Regions from separate parts of the Homo sapiens genome. Here all the other regions are linked to region 2. Evidence: chromatin loops called from intact Hi-C (ENCODE). Cell type or tissue: CD4-positive, alpha-beta T cell. All regions are shown on one strand. Region 1 overlaps DAPK1 (death associated protein kinase 1). Region 2 holds the start of CDK20 (cyclin dependent kinase 20). Region 3 has its middle 65 kb from the start of SPIN1.

Region 1 (2,500 bases), 290 kb before region 2:
GGAGGGTGGGATATGAGAGAGAGAGAGAGGTCATGAGCTCATGATCTGGAAAGTTTGCAAGGCCTAAGTGGGTGTGCAGATGATGCCCAGGAGCCCCCATTGTGGAGTCCTGGGAGTCACCTGTGGCTCTGCCCTTGGCCTCAGAGGTGAGGTATCCATGGCCTTGCTTCTCCTCAGTATCTGTGTCTGGTCTTTGCAGCAGGTTCCTGGTGAAGGGTGGCTCTGGGTGACCCTTTTTCTGCACGCCCCACCATGGGGGGAGCATCTTTAGCCAGGGATCGGGGAGGGGGTCCTGGCGCGGGGGCAGAAGCCCCTCTGCATGAGAGCCCTAAGGTGCAGGCACACCAGCTGCTTTCAGCCCAGCCGTGGGGTCTGGGGAGGAGGCAGCTGTCCTGGTCCCTGGGCCCCCACAGTCAGTGCCGCCTGCCCCTGGTGGAGGAAGTGTGCGCTGGTGGTTGCCCCTGAAGCCTGGTGGCTGAGGGATCCCTGGGCAGGAGGCATAGCTCGGCAGCTGGACTTGGAGGTGGATGAGACAGACAAGATGCCCCCATCCCTGGACTGGGCGGGTCACCAGGCACTTGCTGCCCTCACAGCTTGTACATCAGCATCAGACAGCGCCCGGGAAATGCAGAGCAGGGCACAAGCACAGGGCACCGCGAGGGCGGCCTGGGGAGATTGGACTTTGGCAGAGGGTATGTGTGTTGGGGGCCAACGGAGCAGCGTGGCTTTGTTAGACACCCGAGGAACTGCCGCTCCTGAGCATGCCTCCAGGGACTGGGCCTGGTTCCTGAAGCAGCAACACTGTCACCTGCCAGGGGGCACTGCTCGTGCCTGGCAGGCCGTGCTGGGGTCTCTTTCAGGCCAGGGCTCTGGACACCAGTGACCTCTCCTAGAATTGTCAGGCCCTTTTCCCTTCAATGAGAGAGATGCCTACATGGCAACATTTATATCATCAGACAGCAAGAAGTTTGCTTTTAGAATTTTGGCCCTTTTCCACTGCCGTTCTCTTGAGAACGCTGGAGGCCAAGGCTGAGCTCCCAGCCAGGAGACCGGACGGGGTCCCCTCGAAGTTTTCTGTTGCACACATCACTCAGCTGTGGGGACACTGAGGGTTGTGGCTGTTGAGCTGTGGGAAGGAAAACATCCAAGGTCATAGGAGGCATGAATGTCCAGGAAGAGTATTTGAAGAAGCCATTCCTATTCCCGCGGAGAGGAGCCTGCGGGAGGAATTCCCGGTGACCAGGTAAAGTGGGTCTCCTGGGAGCCGTCACGTTACACCGCCAGGGGGCAGTAGCTAACAAAAATGATTTCCTGGGATTTCGGTGCTTCCCCATGAAATTATTGTTTTCATAACACCTTGTACAAAGCCTGTCCTAACCTTTTATCCTCCCAACGAAAACTGTCACCGAGGAGCAGGAATGACTGCCATTTACCAACGTCTGCTCTCATTAAGCACAGGGCCACATGCCACTAAAAGAAGGCTTGTTCCTGACAGGCAGGCACCCAGACACAAATTCCAGGTCACAGGGAAGTGGACAGACCCATTCTTGGGCAACCCAGCAGCTTTTGCAGGCTGGGATTAACAATATGCAGAGAAATACACTAAAATGGCAGCTATGTTGACATCAAGACTTACATCATTTTGCTTTTGTTTTCTATTTACATTCCTATCTGCCAACTTTCCTACAGAAATAGAATATGTGTTGGTGTTTTTAAGAATAAATCTTGCCCTCCTAGTGCCCTTTCTCCTTTCCCTGTACCTAATCCTGCCCTTAGGATCCACTTTTCTTCTCCTCATCCCCTCCGTTGGATACCCCCATTATCCATGTCCAAAGTCTTAACTCTTTGGTCTTTAAGTAAGGGATTACCTTGGTGTTTGGATCGCCTGTTTTAAAGTCAGATACCCAGGTGAAATGGTCACTTCTTTAGTGCCTCGCAATGTCTATTGTATTAATGGTAAACCAATGGTACTGCAGTTAAGATCAATGAATCCCTTCTCCAATGCAATTCGTTCACCAAGTTCTTACAGAGCACTCTCTGTGGGCCCTGGGTCACAGCCCTGACCAGAAAGGCAGCTTCTGCCTGCACAAGCCTGGTGGGAGAGACGGGGAGCAGGGCAGGCCAGTGAGTAACTGAGACAGTGAGGAAGCACAGGCTCTATGCCTAAACGCAGGGGACCCAGACTCTGTTATTCAGCTCCCGTACAACACCCACAAGTTCACCATTGTTTACATAATGTTTCCTTTAAACTGACTCACTTTTTAAAATGTACTAAAATACATTGATTTGAAAATGAAAGTTAATATCCCTATCATAAATGGGAACCCAGTGTCACTGCCATAAGTAAAAATAAATGCAGTGAACAGCAACCAATGTGAATAAAATCCCGCTAAACGCCAATGCCCACACCCTCTTCATTAAAAGGGAAGATGAGCAGGTGTTGAGGAAATGCTAAAATCGGAAGGCCTCAAGTGGAGACTCGCTGCAAGAACAACTGAAA
Region 2 (2,500 bases):
GAAAGCTGGTGAAGGCGTAGCTGGGAAAATGAAGGCACAAAGAAGTGGGAACGAGCGACTGAGGGTGAGAATACCATGCCCCCCCTCCCCTACTCACATACTGATTGTCCTCCATCTCCTGCAGAGCCTTAATCTCCCGCAGGGCCTGGTTAGGGAAGCCGTCCTCCAACCGCCTTAGGGCCACCTTCTTGAGGGCAACTATCTCGCCAGTCTGCAGGATAGAAGGCAGACACTGCCAGCCCACCCTCGGCTGGGAAAGAGAGATGAAGGTGGGTGAGGGGAAGGTGGTTGAGAGAGAGACACGCGCCCCCGGCTCGGCCAGAGGCCCTCCTCGGGGGTCTAGGACTAGCCTGGGACCCAGCCGCTGGGGTAGGGGACCAAGCCAGCTGTGCGGAGGGAAGCGCAACGGCCCAAAGTAGGTTTAGAATATGAGTAGGTTTTAAAAACTGTACTGGATGTAAAAAGGGAACCGAAACAGTTTAGAGCGTTAGCCGGAGGGTGGCGGGGGCACACCCCCGCCAGGCTGCCGGCCGCGGTCCAGCCTCACCTCCACGTGCTTGGCCTTGAAGACGATGCCGTGGGCGCCCTCCCCGATGCGGCCCAGGATGCAGTACTGGTCCATCCCGCTGCAGTCGTGGGCCTGTGCCCCTGTGCCCCTGAACTTCCAAACTCCACTTCTCCTCCACCCCACGCTGATCTGAGCTCGCACGCTGTTGCCTAGCAACAGCGCGGCAGCTGACCACTGGGGCGGTTCCTGTAGGCGACGTCACCAGGAGAACGGAAGCTGCGTCGAGTCAGGGGTGACAGCTCCGGGCCCCACTGCGCCTTTTCCTAGCCCTCCGCTGTCACGCAGCAGCAAGCTTAATCCCGCATAAAAAACGCATGCGCCGAGAGCGTGCCCGCAGCAGGGCCCACGGAACGATGACAGCAGGCACCTCCTATCTGCCCCCGCCCCCGGCGTCACGTGACTAGCTGCGCTGGTGCACGCAGCCGGGAGGGGCGGGCTCCTTCCCCTGGCAAGCCGGAAGCTCCGCACCTGTAAGTAGAGGTTCAGGCTTCGACCACGCGCAGGTGCTGTTTTCTAGCTCCGAAAGCCAGGCACTATTGATGCAGACAGACAGGTCCCGGGCTGCGTTGTGGAAAGAGGGTCTGTGGGTCCTCTTGTCTTAAAATGTCAGTTGGCTACGTGTACCCACAGATTTTTAAAAGGGCATACTCTGAGGGCCGGGCACGGTGGCTCACGCCTGTAATCCCAGCGCTTTGGGAGGCTGAGGCGGGCGGATCATCAGGTCAGGAGTTCGAGACCAGCCTGACCAACATGGTGAAACCCCGTCTCTATTGAAAATACAAAAAAAATTAGCCGGGCGTGGTGGCGTGCTCCTGTAATCCCAGCTACTCAGGAGGCTGAGGCAGAAGAATCGCTTGAACCCGGGAGGCAGAGGTTACAGTGAGCCGAGATTGCGCCACCGTACTCCAGCCTGGGTGACAGAGCGAGACTCTGTCTCAAAAACTAAAACTAAAAATAAAATAAAAGGGCATACTCTGACCCAGACAGGACAGAGTAGGCCTTAAACTTCTGAAAGGATGCTCAACTTCACATACAATAAACAAATGCAAACTAAAGTTACAGTTTTTCACATATTGGATGGCTAAAGATCTCAGGTCTAATAGTTCATTGACCAAGCTACGGGAAAACAAGCACTTTCATACATTGCTGGTGGCAGTATAATTTGACGATGTTGATCAAATCACAAATGCACAGACCCTCAGACTCAGCAAAGCCACTTCTAGCAATTTCCCCAATAGACACCTTTTACACATGTGAAATGACATGTACAAAGTTATTCCATTGCAACGTTGTTTCAACGGCAAACTATTGGAAACAACACAGATGTCCATCATTGTGGTGCCTCCTTCAAATGAGGTATTAAATCTTTTTATGTACAGCAATGGGAAGATTTCTAAAATAGGTTGTTAAATGAAAAAGGCAAGATGCAGGACAGAATGCATAGAGTACCACTGGCTGTGTAAACAAAAGGAGAAAAGAATATAAATAATGCTTGTACATCCATTACAAGATATCTGGAAAGATACACAAGATTTCCTGAGTGTGGTTACCTGGTGGAAGAGGGACTGGGAGGACAGGGGGACAGAATAGGAGGCAGACTTTTCACTGGGTCTCTTTACATTATTTGAGTTTTGAATATAATTTATTAATTTTCCAAAAAAGCAAATATTTTCTAGCTTAGAAATTTCACTTCTGGGTTAATAATTGCAGAAGAATGACTTGATGTCCATACAAAGTATTCCTCCTGTTTGATGATAGCAGAGATCTGAAAACAACCCAAATACCCAGATGGAAAAATGGCTAAGTTAAGTTAAGGGAGTGCCATAGAATGGAATAGTTTTTAGCATTAAAACTGGCGAAGATAGGCTGGGCATGGTGGCTCAGGCCTGTAATCCCAGCACTTTGGGAGGCCGAGTCCTACGGATCACTTGA
Region 3 (2,500 bases), 350 kb after region 2:
TGAATCTCTGAGGTCGCAGATTCAAATTTTTTTTTTTTTTTTTGAGACGGATTTTCACTCTTGTTGCTCAGGCTGGAGTGCAATGGTGCAGTCTTGGCTCACCACAACCTCCGCCTCCTGGGTTCAAGCAATTCTTCTGCCTCAGCCTCCCGAGTAGCTGGTATTACAGGCATGTGCCACCACGCCCGGCTAATTTTGTTTTTTTTCATTTGTTTGTTTTTGTTTTTGTTTTTTTTTGAGACAGAGTCTCACTCTGTCACCCAGGCTGGAGTTGCAGTGGTGCGATCTCAGCTCACTGCAAGCTCTGCCTCCCGGGTTCATACCATTCTCCTGCCTCGGCCTCCTGAGTAGCTGGGACTACAGGCACCGGCCACCACACCCGGCTAATTTTTTTTTTTTTTTGTATTTTTAGTAGAGACGGGGTTTCACCGTGTTAGCCAGGATGGTCTCGATCTCCTGACCTCGTGATCCACCCGCCTTGGCCCCCGCAAAGTGCTGGGATTACAGGCGTGAGCCAATTTTTGTATTTTTAGTAGAGACGGGATTTCTCCATGTTGGTCAGGCTGGTCTCAAACTCCTGACCTCAGGTGATCGGTCTGCCTCGGCCTCCCAAAGTGCTGGGATTACAGGCGTGAGCCACTGTGCCAGGCCCACAGATTCAATTTTACAGAGTTGGAGGAAAGGCATTTACAGATTCTGCATAGGGCCAGAATGTGTCTTAGCAACTAAATCATGGATGTACGTGTTTGCAGTTGGATCAAATGCCCCAAACAATTCAATATGTTAAATGTTTACATCAGAACACTTGTATCAGAATCTTTCTGTTTCTGCACTTAGCTCTGTAGTTTCTTTGGACCTTTGTGCCTGGTTTGTCATAGGCTAGGAGCCTCCCATAGGTTCCAGCAACAGCACACAAGTGAAGGAATGGGACAGGTGTAAAAAAAACCCACAAATAGAATGAGGACAATGCTGATGATGACATCTGCAGAGGGAAGACGACAGACCATTTCCGCAACACTGAACCCAGAGTGAAGAACGTTGCTGGAGGAAATAGCAGAGGAAACCACAACTCAGAGGAAGCCACAGCTAGACAAGCAGCTACTGGTGGGATGGGATGATGGAGGGTGGAGCCATGGAAGAAACTACTGTGCTCTGTAGAGTCTGGGATGGGGCCAGGGCTCCACAGTTAGAGGCAGGAGAGTCCAGTAGGGCTGAAAATCAATCAGGATTGAAGACCTGTGTGTAGAACAGTCAACACCCCCATCCCCACCCCACCCCATGCACAGAACTGTGAGGACATCCAGCCAGGTAATGACTCCAGGCAAAGAATCATGTGCACAGTCTGGAGGGACTTGAGCAGCTGGTGTGCATGACCAGAGTAAAGGCCTCCCCACAAAGGGTGATCTAAAGGCAGCAGTCCCTGTTCATGTCCCAGAGTTTCTGTCAGCTTTTATAGTCCCTCATTCTCAAATATAAAAGCTTAACAGAGGCTCGCTGCAGAATTAGAGAAAACCTGTGGTATGAAAGAAAGCAATGAGGATTCCAAAAGAGAGAGAAAGACAAAGATAGAAGTTTAACCTCAAAGAACACAGAGAGAATTCAGAGAACATAAGAACATAAAACAGGCCTGGCACGGTGGCTCAGGCCTGTCATCCCAGTACTTTGGGAGGACGAGGCGGGCAGATCACGAGTTCAGGAGATTGAGACCAGCCTGGCCAACGTGGTGAAATCCTGTCTTTACTAAAAATACAAAAATTAGCTGGGCATGGTGGCAGACGCCTGTAATCCCAGCTACTCAGGAGGCTGAGGCAGGAGAATCGCTTGAACCCATGAGGTGGAGGTTGCACTGAGACGCCGTCTCACAAAGAAAAAAGAACATAAAACAAAGAACATGAAAGAACAGAACTTCTTTGATCAGCATCCCCAGAGAGATTTTAGAAAATATTCCATCCATAAAACAATAAAACAAGAACATGACACAGTGAAAAATAAGCCCTGTGAGAAGAACCACAGTAAAAGCCTCTGGAAATTAAAATTATGGTTCACAAAATGTAAAATAATAAATATGGGTGGACAATAATGTTTAGGAGGTCACAGAGAATAAAGAGAACAGGAAACAGAAAATAGGCCAGAAACAATAAGAGATATAGATGATTAATACAGAGGTACAACACCTACCCAGTAGGAATTCCAGAAAGAGGAAAAGAAGGAAAGAAGAGGCTGGGCGTGGTGGCTCACGCCTGTAATCCCAACACTTTGGGAGGCGGAGGACGGCAGATCACGAGGTCAGGAGTTCACAACCAGCCTGGCCAACATGGTGAAACCCCGTCTCTACTGAAAATACAAAAATTATTTCTGCGCTACCCACAGAGGGGTCCATACGGCGTTCTGGATTCCCATCGTAACTTCAAGGAAAACTTTCACAATGTGCGGAGCCCTTGATGTCCTGCAAATGAAGAAGAAGGATGTCCTTAAGTTCCTTGCAGCAGGAACCCACTTA

Evidence for each region. A loop is a pair of places that touch in the nucleus more often than their neighbours do. Peaks named below come from ENCODE experiments on the same cell type or tissue, not always from the same donor. Only the 100,000 strongest peaks of a DNase experiment are listed, where the experiment ranks them.
Region 1: it touches region 2 in a loop (2.0-fold over the local background); 7 of 110 quality-filtered maps call a loop at or near these places.
Region 3: a loop joins it to region 2, with 22 times the contacts of the local background. A loop is called at or near these places in 5 of 110 quality-filtered maps.

What each region holds. Positions count from the first base shown.
Region 1 is chr9:87,683,497-87,685,996 of GRCh38, forward strand. All of the region lies in intron 20 of DAPK1 (death associated protein kinase 1), which reads left to right. Among named protein-coding and RNA genes, the nearest start is that of CTSL, 41 kb to the right of the region's middle. In CD4-positive, alpha-beta T cell, a CTCF peak has its summit at 1,271 (motif pointing right); no DNase peak of the experiment used is centred here; H3K4me3 peaks cover 189 bases.
Region 2 is chr9:87,973,825-87,976,324 of GRCh38, forward strand. It overlaps CDK20 (cyclin dependent kinase 20), which reads right to left and starts at 709. Exons shown (of 8, transcript NM_001039803.3): 1 at 548-709; 2 at 98-211. The coding sequence starts at 622. LOC105376131 (a long non-coding RNA gene) reads left to right here and starts at 811. Exons shown (of 3, transcript XR_930088.2): 1 at 811-1,038. In CD4-positive, alpha-beta T cell, a CTCF peak has its summit at 1,121; a DNase peak (open chromatin) is centred at 887; H3K4me3 peaks cover 1,579 bases; H3K27ac peaks cover 1,694 bases.
Region 3 is chr9:88,322,029-88,324,528 of GRCh38, forward strand. It overlaps the pseudogene RPSAP49. Among named protein-coding and RNA genes, the nearest start is that of SPIN1, 65 kb to the right of the region's middle. In CD4-positive, alpha-beta T cell, no CTCF peak of the experiment used is centred here; a DNase peak (open chromatin) is centred at 1,053.